2 separate regions of the Homo sapiens genome follow, and region 2 is linked to region 1. Evidence: chromatin loops called from intact Hi-C (ENCODE). Cell type or tissue: GM12878. All regions are shown on one strand. Region 1 has its middle 10 kb from the start of GEMIN8. Region 2 overlaps PIR (pirin).

Region 1 (8,000 bases):
GCCGTCAAACTACGGAAGTGATAACATTTGCTTAAATGGCTTTCTATAACAATGACCAGCAAATCTAGCCTAATGTAGACAACACTGTTATTCACTCCAAATATACTCCCTTTCCTTCCATAGACAGTCTATGCCTGCACATGGCAAGCAATAAAACAGTATGAACATTCAGATAATTTATCCAGTGTTGATGATCATTTCTAATTACACTGTACAATAATTTGTCCAGTGATTAGCATTGATTATTACAAAATGGTCACTTCTCAAACATTAATCTAAGCTGACAGGCTCAGAACACAATACCCCAAAATACAGTAGCTTGGCAATTGAGAAAATGGCAGAAGCAGGAAGGTCTCTCTCATCTTCTCCCACCATTCTCCCCTGAAACAGGCCATAGAATCTAGGAAGGTCAGTCTCTGACCCTCTCCTTCCTTTCTCCCCTGAAGACCCTCATATGACAGGTGTCCTGCCCTATACCTAGAGGAAAGAAATGTTACACAGAGAGGCCAAAAAGAATCTGAACAAACAGGCCTTGCTAAGTTCCCCCAAATTTACTACCACTATGTCATATTATTTTGTCCTCCAATCACACTTCTGCATGACTGTCCACAAAAATATGGTTTTCCCTTAGTCTCTGGGTTTTCATTTCTGAAGCTTCCTGTGTTATGTAAAATTTATATTGAGTAAACTTGCTATGCTTTTCTCTTTTTAATCTGTCATTTGTTATTGGGGTTTCAGCCATGAAGGAACCCAAAATATTTCTGTCTAAAACACTGAGGACTATTGACCTGAAGAAGGTTAAAACACCAGAGGACACTCTGCCCCTCCCTCTGCCTGCCTGATGACAGGAGAGCAATTTACAAAGACAAAGGTCTTCCTGTCCTCCTCCCTGACTTTTCCTGCCTACACTTGCTCATCAGCTGAGAGATAACAGTGCCAGAGGACCTAGGAACAAACTTGACTCTTCCCATAAGTTTACCTTCCCACATTTGCCCACCTTTTGGAAGCCTGAAAATGCTCTCTTCTTTGTCTTGTCACTATAGGATTTAAGGCTGTTTGTTGAAATACTATTTAAGCAAGTCCCCTAAGCCACTGCCTTAAGAGAGAAATACTTTTGAACAGAGGCCTCTCCCAAGTGATGGGTACAGCACGTGTCAATAAACTTCTGCTGGTTTTTCTCTTGTTAACGTGACTTTCGTTTTCAGGAGTGTCTCAACTAAGAGAGGGGTAAAAATAAGAAATTATATTTTCTCCCCTATAGTCATGAACCTTATAATGAGTGAGGAAAGACACTCCTTCTCCCCTACAAAGTGTAGATGACTTTTTATACATTGATCCTTGGAATCTGTAAGGTTCTTGAGAATTAAGCAATAGAAACCAAAAATTATGTCCCATTACAAGTTATCTTCCAACCACCATTCTGAAGATTAGGAGGTGGGTTTGCTTATTCGTTTTGTGGTTACTGCAAATTTTGTTGGGTATTTTTTTTGTTTTTTGGAAGAAAGAGAAGGCTTGGAAGTGTAATAAATTTTCCCAAGCCCTGGAAGTGCATAAATACTTTCAAGAGCAGGGTGAAGCTCAACAAATTATAGTATAAACTCTCTTCAATAAAATACCCACACATCCACTGTGGCTAAGGTTGAACTGGAGTCTTATTTTAGACAGCAGAACTAAAAGAAAATAGCACTCACCCTGGGTAGCAGAAATGCCTGAATTTATATAACACCTATATTCACAGAGTTAATGTACAATTTAGTGAAATTAAATTAATTAATTTTTAATTGCACAGAGGGTCCACTCTACTCCTATTTTTAATTCTTTTGTAGGAAGGAAAAAAAAAGGCTCCAGTGAGTTGTAATTGTGCCACTGCCCTCCAGCCTGGGCAAAAGAGTAAGAGCTTATCTCTAAATAAATAAATAGGCCAGGCAGGCATGGTGGCTCATGACTGTAATCCCAACACTTTTAGAGGCCAAGGTGGGCAGATTGCTTGAGCCCAGAAGTTCGATACCAGCCTGGGAAACATGGCAAAAACTCATCTCTACCAAAAATGCAAAAATTAGCTGGGCGTAGTGGTGTATGCCTGTGGTCCCAGCTACTTGGGAGGCTGAGGTGGGAGGATCACTTGACCCTAGGAGTTCGAGGCTGCAGTGAGCCGTAATCATGCCACTACACTCCAGCCTGGGTGACACAGCAAGACTCTATCTCAAAAAAATTTTTTTAATTAAAAATGAGTGAGGGTAGGGAGCATAAATACATCCTTCTTTTGAGTCTCCACAGCACCTAGCAACCTGCTTTACACATTCAAAATATGTCTTATATATTTGAAATATGGGCTATTTATTGATTGGCTGAAGGAAAAGATCCTTGAATTCCATAAATTATGATTCTCTAATTTATCTTTTATCATTTCTTCTTTTCCTCATTCCATTGCTTCTTTCTCAACTGGAGGTAAATTTGTCCCAGGATGAAGTCTATGAATGGAATGGATGAAGTGTCATGGAAACAGAATGGAGCAAATCCAAGTGTGGGTTTTTTTTTTATAACTATTGATTTCTTGACTCTGCTTTCAGTTTCCATTGATTTGTTGGTGTTAACTGGATTTATGACTACTATGCTTTGTTTCTGTGAGTCAGTATTCTATTTTCCCTGAAGCAACATGTCTGTTGTACACAGGCCATCTCCCTGAGACCTCAACGCATCCAGAAAACAGCCAAGAGCTGAGAAGTAAGCAAAATATCTCTGAACAACCAAAACAGGTATCACCATGTCTCCACTGTCCAAACACTTACATAAGATGGAACACCTTTTGGAGCTCTCTGCACATAATTCTAGTCAATTCGTTTGTGTGATTTTCCTAACAAGGCATGTTAGAAGCAGCAAATTTGTTGGCAGGTTAGGAAGGATAGGTTGCCAAAGGCTGGAACACTGACAATCATTAAAATGACACCTGATAGACTAAAAGTGAGAAAAAGAACAAACAACAAAAAAAGAAAACATGTAAAAATAAGAACCAAGGAATCAAAACTCAAAAGAGATTTGATCATGCCATGTAGAGGCAAATAACCCTATATTTGTATTGCTCATTGCATTCTAGTGTGGGAGAGAAATTGACATTCATCATGGTAAGCCTGAGATATAAAGACAAGAATAAAATGTGCTCAGGAAACTGTTGGAGAAGACAGGAAAGTACACAATAGATTTTAGAAAGATTTCTAGTCAAAATGGTTTTGTTGTTGTTGTTTTTGTGTTTAGAGGAGTAAACATCAGTTAATGGGGAAAAGAAGATTCATAAGTCATTTAAATAGGCCACTTCTTTCCTAACAGACTGGACAAATTGGGCATTACTGTATTTCAAACAAAGCACGAAAAATCTCTTTAGAAGTGTCTCATTCTACAAATATACTATAACCGCAATAATGTGATTTAGGAGGGAAAGAGAGAGACACACACACAAAGACTGCTACTAACTCCTGGACAGGTTAGAAGTTATTACCATTCCATCTTTCTTGCCATTGTTCCCCAACCACATATATTCTCAACTTTTACATAGCTATTAGCATAATATATGATTTATTTTGCTTTGACTTGACTTATCATTCATCACATACTTTCCATGTGCCTATATAATATTCATAATTTTCATTTTGATGGCTGCCTAATAGTCCATGTTCCTAAATTGCTTTCAATTTTACCAATTATCAATAAACAATACTGCAATAAACACCTTCACATATACAGCTATTCTGTCCTTGTGTAGTTTTGGATTACTATCAAACAATAAATTCACCAAAGTGAAATTAGAAATATATCTAAATTAAGAAATGTATTTGAACAGTGACTTGCTTTACGAGGTTGTGGTGAAAATGAGGTTGTAATACCAGTCAAAGCCCTCCTCCCCAGATTAGCAGAAATTTAACTCCTCACTTGACTCTCCCCCACTTCCCTGAATTGCCCAAGAACCCAGAGATTCATTCAGTCAAACTCTTAGCAGAGGGAAAACTAGAGAATCTGACCACCGTCCAGTGGACACTTCTTGACGCCTGCTGTTGCTTCAGTTACTCAGTTACTCCTGTCCTATGGCACATGCATCTAATGAGTGGATATCATGGCTCTTAAACCATGAACTCACAACACCCATGTGTGAAGAGGGCCCCGTGGGCATCATTGTTCCTCTACTAACAGATGAAGATAGGCAGGCTCTGAGAAGTAGTGACACAACCAGGAAGGGACAAAGACAGACCTTCCATCCCTCGGACAGGGATTCATCCATTTCACCGTGCAAGCTCATCATGTACAAGATCCATGCCAAGAAAAATCTGACAGTATACAGGGACAGGACCTGATTTTTTTTCTTAATGTAGAAGGGTGATTCTGCACAGTATATGTAGTTGTGCTTCTATGTCAATGACCCATAAAATATCTTGTGAGGACAGAAAACATAACATACGTAAAATTATGCTCTAAAAAAGCCTTACACATTGTTGGCCTCAAATTATTTTAGCCAGTTGAAATGAAAATTATTTAGAGATTAATTTTAACCTAATTCGGATTTTGTTGAAGATGTAGTAACTTTAAAAACAATGTGAAAGAATAGAGCTGGAAACGCAGTAGTGAAATATCATCTAAAAACAATACACTATTGAATTTTAGATGTATAGAGTCATTTACATGTGACTGACATGTGTCACTACAGCCTATGACTGAGAGATTAATGCACTTCCTTTTAAAAGCATTTCTCCAATACTTTGTACAATTGTGCCCTCTGCCGGATGCACATGGGTATTATTTTACAGGGCTATACATAGGAAACAATGCTTTATAATCACATCTTTTTAAAGTAAAACTTTTCAATACTTGAATTCTGTGTATATTTCAGCAATTAGTTGGTTCTATCCCACACAAACTTCCTAATCCTCTTTTTAAATTACTGATAATCTCATTTACAGAAATCAAAACATTGTTAAAGATTAGCTCAGTACTGTTTAGTGCTGTCAGCTGAGTAAATTGTTACTTCTCAAAAAAGAACTCATAACTAAATATAAATATGGATAAATCTCTTGAAAGTTTCTCATATCTCAATAAAATGCATAATGAAACCATTTATTATCATATTTAAGTTTACAAATATCCACCCAATTATTGTCTCATTTCGTTTCATTATTTAAAAATATTTATTCCCATGTAGCATACTGGATTTCAATGATACACAACAAAATAATATGTGGTCTCAATTCTCAAGAATTTTATTATTAAATGGAAAATGGTGAGAAGTAAATGAACAACTGCAGAGTAGCACATGCCATGAACACTGGGATGTTCCAGATTCCCCTTCAATGAGGAACTTGCGGCTCCAGTCACAGAGAGCCTCCTTACGCAATGTCACACCCCTTTTCAGGAGCCCACATCCAATGACTGATCCATGCTGGAGAAAAAAGTGCCCACCATATCAGCCCAACTTTCTACAACTCAGAAGGGCCATTCTGGCTCCCTAAATCCCCTGGGGTTTACCACAGTTGTTAGGCACACATTCAAGCTCAGCCCTTCTCTCTACCCCAGTGGTTTTCAACTGAGGGCAATTTGCTATCCCCTCCTTCCCCACCACCAGCATATTTTGCAATGTCTGAAAACACTTTTGGTCATCACAACTGAAGGGGAGGGAGGTGTGTATGTGTGCTACTGGCATCTAGTGGGTAGAGCCCAGGGATACTGCTATGCATCCCATAGTGCACAGGACAGCCCCACAACAAAGTGTTACACCTAGTCTGAAATGTCTCTATGCCACAGTTGAAAAACCCTGTTCTATCCAATCTCGTGCTTTCCTTTCCCTTTCATAGGTGTTGGTCTGAGGTCATTCTTTTTTTTGGGGGGGGGTGTTTTGGTTTTGTTTTTCAACTTTTGTTTTAGATTTGGGGGTACACACGCAGGTTTGTTACAAATGTGTATTGCATGATGCTGAGGTTTGCAGTACAATTGAAACCATCACCCAGGAAGTGAGCATAGTACCTAACAGGTAGTATTTCAATCCTTTCTTCCCTCCATGTCTCCCTCCTCTTGTATTCCCTGGTGTCTATTGTTCCCATCTTTATGTCCATGTGTGTCCAATGTTTAGCTCTCACTTATAAGTGAGAACATGTGATATTTGGTTTTCCATTCCTGCATTAGTTCACTTAGGATAATCACCTCCATCTGCATCCATGTTTCTGCAAAGGACATAATTTCATTATTTGTTATGGCTGTGTAGTATTCCATGGCGCATATGTACCACATTTTCTTTATCCAATCCACCATTGATGGGCACTTGGGCTAATTCCATTTCTTTGCTATTGTGAATAGCACTGCAATGAACATACAGGTGCATGTGTCTTTTTGGTAGAATTTCTTTTCCTTTGAGTATATACCCAGTAATGGGATTGCTGGGTCGAACAGTAGTTCAACTCTCACTTCTTTGAGAAATCTCCAAACTGCTTTCCACGGTGGATGACCTAATTTACAGTCCCACAAGTAGTGTATAAGCATTCACTATTTTTTTTTTTTTTTTTTTTTTTTTTTTGGCGGCGGGGAGACGGATTCTCGCTCTGTCTCCCAGGCTGGAGTGCAGTGGCGCGATCTCGGCTCACTGCAACCTCTGCCTCCCGGGTTCAAGCGATTCTCCTGCTTCAGCCTCCTGAGTAGCTGGAACTACAGGCACGCACCACCACGCCCGGCTAATTTTTGCATTTTTAGTAGAGACGGGGTTTCACCATGTTGGCCAGGCTGGTCTCCAACTCCCAACCTCAGGTGATACGGCCGCCTCAGCCTCCCAAAGCACTTTCGCAGGCCCACCAGCATCTGTTTTTTGCCAAGGTCATTCTTTACCGAACATCCTGCACCCTAAACTCCATCAAAGAGTTGGCTTTCTGGGAAACAGTTACGATAGTATCCATAAGAAACCATTTGGTCTTATACGTGTGTATAAGAGAGACAAAGTAGTATGTATGTATATAAATTTATTAGTATGAACAAAACTAGGAGGACATACGCTAAATATAAAGAGTGGTTATTTCATTTTTTAAATGTTTTGTTTTTAATTATTGTGGGAATATAATAGGTGTATGTATTTATGGGATACATGAAATGTTTTGATATAGGCATGCAATGTAATTATCACATAATGAAAGATAGGGTATCCATCCTCTCAAGCATTTATCTTTTGTGTTACAATCCAATTATCCTCTTTTAATTTAAAATGCACAATTAAATTATTATGAATTATAGTCACCCTGTTGTGCTATCAAATACTAGGCCTTATTCATTCACTTTATTTTTTGTGCCCATTAACCACCCCCATCTCCCCATCACCCCCCACTATGCTTCCTAGCCTCTTGTAATCATCCTTCTACTTTCTATCTCCATGGGTTCAATTATTTTGATGTTTAGATCCCACAAATAAGTAAGAATATGCAATGTTTGTCTTTCTTTTCCTGGCTTATTTCACTTAACATAATGACTTCCAGTTCTATCTATGTTGTTGCAATCTCATTTTTTTTTTATGGCCGAAGAGTACTCGGTTGTGTATATGTACCACATTTTCTTTATCCATTCATCTGTTGATGGACACTTAGGTTGCTTCCAAATCTTGCCTATTGTGAACAGAGCTGCAACAAACATGGGAGTGCAGATATCTCTTCGATATGTTGATATCCTTTCTTTTGGATATATGCCCAGCAGTGGGATTGCTAGATCATATGGTAGCTCTATTTTTAGTTTTTGAAGAACCTCCAAACTGTTCTCCATAGTGGTTATACTAATTTACATTCCCAACAACAGTGTATGAGGGTTCCCTTTTCTCCACATCCTTGCCAGCATTTGTTACCGCCTGTCTTTTGGATATCAGCCATTTTAACTGGGGTGAGATGATATCTCATTATAGTTTTGATTTGCATTTCTCTCATGATCAATGATGTTGAGCACCTTTTCATATGCCTGTTTGCCATTTGTATGTTTTCTTTTGAGAAATGTCT
Region 2 (8,000 bases), 1.4 Mb before region 1:
TGAGGCCTCCTACTTGGGTTTGCCCTCTCCAGATAAAGTGAACCTTACCTGTGTTCTATTCCTGTCAACCAGATAAGCTAATAATATATGCCATTGTGTAATGGGGATGAGGACTTTCTCTAGAAAACATCTGTGCACCATTAGAGGGGCGCATGAGATTTAGGAGTGCCTTAAATCAAAAGCATAACTTTCTCCTCCACAACACATTGCCTAGCTGAAAGGATATTAAAATAGTGAGTGCACTCATGAGTTTAGAAGTGGAGGCAGAGGACTTTCAAATTGCATGAAAGTTAGAAAATAATTAAGGAGGAACAAGATGGGTATAGTTGAAGAAGTTTCATGTTTTGAGGCAGAAGCTATCCCTTCTAACAGAAGGATCTGGGAGGGCTTCAGGGAAAATTTGCCCATTTAGTAAGGCCTTAACCAATAAGTAAGATTTGACTCTCTGGATAGTGGAGGTAAAGGTGAAAGTCGCGGTATGGGGATATAGTAGAAACAGTGAGTCATCTAATCGGGCTTACAAATGGGATGTGGAAGGATGGGAGGTGGAGGAGTATTATAGGGTCTAAAATTTTAGGTTGGGCCATTATTGGGGAAGGCCCAAGCTTCGAAGCCCAAGCTTGATCTCTAGCTATAGATGAATGAACAATATTTCACATCCTGAAACTGTCAACTTAACACAATCACGTTAAAATAAAACCATCTTTAGCCTAAAAGTTCTGCTTTTTGTGGAGTGCTGTCTATGTCAGTGGTTCTCAACTGGAGGTGATTTGTCCATCTGGGTCATATGGCAATTTCTACATTTGATCTTAGCCAAAAGCCCAAGAAGTGACTCATTTGCAATTTCTGTAGTCATTTCTGAGTGTCACAACTGGGGAGTGCTACTGCCATCTAGTGGGTAGAGGCCAGGGATGCTGCCAAACCTCCTACAGTGCACAGGCCACTTCCCACAGCAAAGAATTAAAGCCTCGTCTGTGTTAACAAGCGTAGGTCACATGAGGGAGAGTAGAAATTTAACTGAAATATTCTTTGAAAGTAGTCCAAATAAATTCCCAACAAATTTCCCTATACATCCTACCCACACCACATTGCAATTACAAACAAAAACCATTCATGTCTTAAAGGCTACATTCCAAGAGTTTTTAAGTAGAAAAATTGAGTGTTGGGGGGGTGGGGGGCCGGGGTGCGCTGGGCGCGGTGGCTCACGCCTGTAATCCCAGCACTTTTGGAGGCTAAGGCAGGTGGATCACTTGAGGTCAGGAGTTCAAGACCAGCCTGGCCAACATGGTGAAACCCCGTCTCTACTGAAAATACAAAAAATTAGCTGGGCGTGGTGGTGGGCGCCTGTAATCCCAGCTACTCGGGAGGCTGAGGCAGGAGATTCGCTTGAACTCAGGAGGTGGAGGTTGCAGTGAGCTGAGATCACACCATTGCACTCCAGCCTGGGCAACAAGAGTGAAACTCTGTCTCAAAAAAAAAAAAAAAAAAGAAAGAAAGAAAGAAAGAAAGAAAAATTGAGTGGGGGGAAATGTAATAAAGACTATAAGCCAATCATTAAAACATTATTTTATATCACCAAATATAAAATAAAGCTTTTCAAGTGAAACGAGAAATAAGTCCAAAGTAAATTAACATAGATCATTAAATGATAAAAAGCTTCATGCAAATTGTCCACACTATTAACAAAGCTGCTTCAGAGTCATCCAATCAACAGACTCTTAGAATCACAGGCCTGACTACACAGGATTAAACTTGAAGGAAATTTGCCATGCAACAGTATTAACTACTGATATATGAGAAGCTTCATATGTTGATACGTTACCTGTAAGCCTCAAAACAATCTTGAAAAGTAAAAATTGTTATCTCCCCCATTTTACACATGAGGAAACTAAGGTTCAGGGAGGCGGTGACTTGCGAAGTTCACACAGGCCATACAGAGCAAGATTTGGTGGGCCCATATGATCCCAGGCCCACATTTGTCCACTCTTTTTTGCTACCACTCCTTCTGGAACAAAGTTCCCTTTCTATATATCTGATATTTTCTCAATACTTTGACACATTCAGATGATTAAAAGATTTTTAATACCATTAGAAATGAGATTGTGCAGGTGACATAGACCATAAAACTATGAATAAACACCCCATACTCCTTCTGCCACTCACTTACTGTGGGACCTATGCTTTCATGGTCCAGGGATCTGAATTTTCCTATCTGTAAGTCCAAAATAGTGCTCTCACTTGTCCTCTGAACTTCCAGTATAATGAGGAAATGGGTTAGGTTGATTGTACCTGGCTATTTAAGGACAATCATTTACCTTACTTCTTATAGCTGCAACACTGTTCATGATCTAGTAGTAACATGATAATAAATTCATGTTTCAGTCGCTTATAACTTACTACAACCTAATTTTTCCCTCTTTCTGTATACCTTTTCTCCCCACCCTACCTTAATTTTTTCCCCCAAATTTCTTCTTTTTAAGACCCACCTGGGAGGATTCCTCCTCCACGAATTACTCCCTCATTCCTCTGGAATCTTTGTCACAATCAATCTTTCTTCTAGATTTGCTTGTACTTCTCTTTAGCTTTCATTTCTCTTGTCTGCATATTTTAGTGGTTTATCTTCTGCTAGAGTGGTAGCTCCCTGAAGGTATGGAAGCAATGACCACTGTGTTCCTTCTAGGTGATTCCTGACTTCCTGTTTGTGAGTTTGTAATGACATTTTATCTTGGGTGGGCCAGAACGAAAGAAAGAAAAAGAAAGGGGAGGGAGGAATGATTAGCAAAGTAGTGGGCCTTTTCCTAGAGATAAATTTATTTTATTTAAAAGACTGTTCTTTATTCAGATATTGCTATTCTTCCTTTTTTTGGTTGTTAGAATGGCCTTTCTTTTATGAAATGATGACCATAGTAGATAATTTTTACCTTTCACAATCTGAATTTAAAAGTTGGCACCCCCACCCACCATTGAGGAGTATTCTATAAAATACTTCACCAGTACTCTTCAAAATTATCAAGCTCATGAAAAACAAGGAAAGAGTGAGAAACTGTCACAGATGGAAGAAACCAAGGGGACATGATGACATGGATCCTGAACCAAAAATGGATATTCATAGAAAAACTGGTGAAAGCCACATAAGTGATATACTTTAGTTAATGGCAGTGTATCAACATTGGTTTCTTAGTCTTGGCAAATGTTCTGAGGTTATATAATATGTTAATGGCAGGAGAAGCTGGGTGGACTCTCCATACTATCTTTACAATTGTTATGTAAACTTAAAAATTATTCCAAAATTTAACTTTTATTTTTAAAAGACTAAGGAAGGCAAAAAATTGGCATCCCTCTCTCAGACCCCTTTATTTTAAAATGTTTTATTGCTTCTTGATGTCCAAAATCCTGGGGCCTGGGGCCCAATAACATCAAGTTCAATGATCACACTCACTCAAAGTTTGAGAAATTAAATCTACAGTGAATTGAATCAGGGAATCATAATAATAACGTACCCATAAAAAGGTGTCAGCTGCTTAATTAAATATTGTTATAATGAAATTTTAACAAAATATTAAAAGGAAAATCGACATGAGTCTCTGAAACCTCTTCCTCTGTAAGACCCCTGTGAGTCCCAAACCTGCCCAAGACCATATGTGCAAACAAGTGTTTTCAGGCACTTCATTCTTAGGCATCTGCCTTAACAACTTTTAACTGGAGACTGTACTAAGCAGAAGAACTTCCCTCTATGCCACAACATAGCTGATCCCTTAATGACTAGATGGCAGCCTGCCACAGTGACACACAGTCTTTAAGCAGAGACGCCATGCATGTGCTACAAGACATATTTAGTAATCAGTGGATCTGTTGGCGAGACATAGGTCTGGTTTGGTGAGGTTTGATTTTAGGAAAAGAATGAGCACACATAATTTGTGTCAGCAGAGGGCTCTCTTAAGCAACAATAGTTCCGACTACCCGTTTATGTGGAAATTTGGGTAGTCATAGAAGTTAGCAAACCATTCCCTTCAGGCCCCTTCAGTATAACATGGAAATTAAAACAATGGAAATGAACATCTTGAGCACAGTTTTGCCAGATGTAGGTGGTGCCAGTTAAGAAGTTGGGCTGCTGATTACATGGCGACCCAGGCATAGCTTGTCTGAAGAGATTCCCCAAAACATTTATTCCTGATCTGGGTTTGAAGGAGAAGGGGCATGCCTGGTCCTGGGGTTCTAGAAGCAGCTGGAAGTTTCTGAGGGAGTTTGTAATTCAGCTCTTTTGAGTAGTTAGGTTTGGGAATATGATTATCATAGAACCTTGATGTCCATGTCAGAAATTTTAATCAGAGTGAAAGAAAAAAATAGGTTTGGGAGACTTGAGAATGGGAACAACGTAAAAAAATAAGAGACAAATAAGTCAGTTGTTCTTTTCTTTGTAGTTAGATGGTAGGTAGAACTCTTTGATACCCACACCAAAGAAGGATTTCATGATCACCTCATCTCAGGATCCTGTAGCTTTGGGATCTTCCATAAACCTACTCCCTTCACTCAGAAATCATGAGGCCTATTTTCAGCTTTGTGTATATTAGCAGTAGGACCCTTTCTTTGCCTGAAATAGCCAGTTTGCCTGAAGCCATTGAAGTTGGCAAAGTCCCCTTGTTACCTGTGTGAAATCCCTGCAGTTCTGGCTCCTATTGCAATTGTCATGGGATTTCTCCTCTGAGACAAGCCCTGTGCTCCCAGCACATACGTTACTGGCAATATGCCGTCAGCATTTGTGAGGCAGCATGGGGGTGGGGGAGTGAAAGTAGTTTTATTCTCAGGGACAGATAATGTTGTTTTAGATCTTTGTTCTGCTATTGTTAACTGTAACCTTAATCTCACTAAGCCACGATGTTTTCATCAGTAATATATAGGTGATCACATATTTCCAGGATCAGATGCTTTGTAAATGCTGAAATGCTATGCAAATATAAGATGCTATTCATCCATCCATCCATCGATTGATTGATCAATTCATTCATTCATTGAACAAATCTTCAGTGCCAGCTGTATGCTAGGCACCATAGTAGCTAAGTTAAAAAAGTCCCTGCCTTCATGGGGCTTACATTCTCTTAATGAAGACAGACAATAAATGAATAACAAATAATTACATAATATAGTGTCCCATGGTGAAAAAGCTAGGAAGAAGAAACAAACCATGGTTGGAGGATACAGAATTGATTGATAAATTAGACCAGATGGGCTGGTTGGAGGTGGCCTTTCTTAGGCAGTAACATTTGAACAGAGGCCTGAGTGAAGCGAGGAGGTGAACTATGAGACTGTTGGAGGGGGTAGGGGGAACTATTCCAGGAAGCGTGAATGAAGATCCACGAATGGGATCTCTGCCCACGGAGCTGTGGTAGCTGTGCCAACTCTAGGACTTACCCATCACCTGTTATGGGCCAGGTGCTTTGCACACATTACTCACTTAGTCCTTACCACTCTCGGAGAGCTCACCTCCCAGGTCTATGCTGTACATGAGGAGACTGAGCCTCCAAGAAGTGAAGGGACTTCACCCTGCATACCAAACCTGGTAAATGGCAAACCTGAGGTTTGCACCAGAGCCCCAAAGCCGGTGTAGTTTTTGGAGGCAGGGCCACACCTGCAGGGGGCAGAGTGGCGGGAGTCTCTGAAGCACTGGTGCTTCTGCAGGGTGGTGGCAGGGAAATGTAAGGCAGGACCTGGTAGAGCTTTAAAATACTCGGATTTATCCATTGGCCGAATACCTGAACCGTGTTGGTTATCTTTTCCTTTTTGTTAAAACCACCTTTTGGAACTTGTGAAGGTGCGTATGTGGGGTTGGGATTGGGTGAGTCAATTTAGTCAATTGGGTGATTTTCCCGGTTTCTACTCAAGTCATGAAAACATTTTTGTAAAATAACTTGAGTCCTTAATTGTATGGATTCAGACATCCTTGAAGACCAGTTAGCAGCTTCTATTATGCAATATGTTCCTTGCTGGCATCTCTCATCAGCCATGACCTCAACTCGTGTTTTGTTTTGTTTTTCTCTTTTTCCTACCAAGCCACTAGTAGACAAAAAAAAAAAAAAAAAAAAAACAGCCACCATTTTAAAGCAAATGGAAATTAAAGGAAAACATAGTTTTCCCTGTAATATAAACATTTTGCTTTAAAGAACAGGTCTTGCATCTTATTCCCAAACACTGAATGAGGTACTCAGACTCTGCCTTCTAAATACCAGCCAGAAAGAAACAACAAACTATATTATCTCTTGCGTTGTAATTCTTCAGAATTAATTTATAGCTCCTTGAGGTACACCTTTCCTAAACTTCACATGGCAAGTGACACTTTTCTTTCATCACTATTGTGTGTTTTGTCTTTCTGCCCCCAAACACAAACACACAAGGAAATAAGAACTGACAAGGAAGCAAAAATATTTAGTAAAGACCCACGGAAAGAATTAGAAGGAGGAAAAGAGGAAGCAGGACCAAGAAGCACGTCAAGTGCTTTAAGAAAACACCTGTTTCAGATTACAAATTTCTTACTTAATTAGACACATGCAACTCTTGAGTTTAAACATAACACTCACAATTCGTCAGCCACCCACGGCAATTCTCCAGGTGTTTGTGATTATGTAATGCCCTAAAAAATCATCTGGATTGTGTCAACTCTCAGAAGTACTGCTTCAGTTTTTTAAAAAATCCTCTACAGACATTAATTTATATGTAAAGTCTCAGTCTAGCATTTACACTACTTAGCAAAAAAACAAATAAAAGGTTATAATAAGTAAAAGGTCAGTGGTTTCCTTGGTTTCTGATTTTTTTTTCCCCAAAGGCTGAAAGTATGTTTTTTGCTTCAAGTAGTAAAAGATAGGCATTTTGAATTCAATAAAACTTCATTGACCAGACTTCTCTAATTCAGATTTTATGATATTTAGGATAGGAGCAACGAGGTTTAATTGTATAACCAGGGAAAGGAGCATCCACACTGCAAAAGTAGAGGAAAGGGGGGATAACTGTTTCCTGAATCTTTTTAAAAAAGTGTTGAAATTGCTTCCTAAAATCAAATTTGGAAAAAAAAATCTTGATGTCCACTTAGATTTTTCATCCTTAAATGAGTCATACTCACCACAATTTACTTTTTAAAGTTGCTTGACATATTTTTAGATGGTTAGCAACCTGAAAGCCCTTAGGCTTGGATAATTGAAAAATATTTGGGGATGGAAAAGAATATGATTTGAAAGGGACTCCTTTGAGAGCCCAAAAGGGAGCTTCAGCCCAAACAGAATGGAGATTGCCTTTCTCATGCAATTATTTTAATTAAAAATGCATGTGCAGCAGGAAAAGCAAAGCAATTCTAGACACCACTCCTTATAGTTTGGCTGATTGTTTGAAATCTGGAAGCTTTTGTTTGTCCTCTTAAATTTTTAAGCTTTGTATTAGATCCTAAATGCTTTGTTCCTATTCTGACATAAGCGCTCTCTATAAAAAATGCAGGTCTTTTCCACACAGTAACACATGTTAAAGTCGGAGCTGCATTGTCCTACATGTAATATGGAGCTACTCTTCTGATTCTTAGTGTTTCTCCTTGTGTCTCACTGCCTTTCTATCCAGCCCCAGTTCACCTAAGCAGGGAACAAGATATTCATCAGCGTCTATGTAAAATAAACTATATCACTTACTTTCATCCACTGATTAGCGGCAGCATCTTTCTTTTTTCCAAAACAAAAAAGTTGTTTCCATTGTATAAAAGTCAATTAATTATTACAGAAAATTCAAACTGTCAGAAAAATGGAAAGAAACATATCTGAAATTCTACTATCTGGAGATGACCACTGTTCACATTGTGATGTATGTTCATCCGGGCACCTCCATGCATACTAACACAACTCGATAATTTTATTTAAATGAGTCCATTTAAATACATTGTTTTATTTGTCCCCTTTAAATAGAATTGCTGTTCTGTAACCTGCTTTTCCAATTAAATAATATTTCATTTTTTTCTGTGTCAATAAATA

The links. Hi-C counts contacts between places; a loop is a spot of excess contacts. Peaks named below come from ENCODE experiments on the same cell type or tissue, not always from the same donor. Only the 100,000 strongest peaks of a DNase experiment are listed, where the experiment ranks them.
Region 2: it touches region 1 in a loop (8-fold over the local background); 5 of 110 quality-filtered maps call a loop at or near these places.

The regions. Positions count from the first base shown.
Region 1 is chrX:14,036,279-14,044,278 of GRCh38, reverse strand. No RefSeq gene overlaps it. Among named protein-coding and RNA genes, the nearest start is that of GEMIN8, 10 kb to the right of the region's middle. In GM12878, a CTCF peak has its summit at 4,765 (motif pointing left); a DNase peak (open chromatin) is centred at 4,739.
Region 2 is chrX:15,464,089-15,472,088 of GRCh38, reverse strand. The region is part of intron 3 of PIR (pirin); the gene reads left to right. The region is part of intron 2 of PIR-FIGF (PIR-FIGF readthrough); the gene reads left to right. Among named protein-coding and RNA genes, the nearest start is that of PIR-FIGF, 23 kb to the left of the region's middle. In GM12878, CTCF peaks have their summits at 901 (motif pointing left) and 3,926 (motif pointing right); DNase peaks (open chromatin) are centred at 858 and 6,565; H3K27ac peaks cover 356 bases.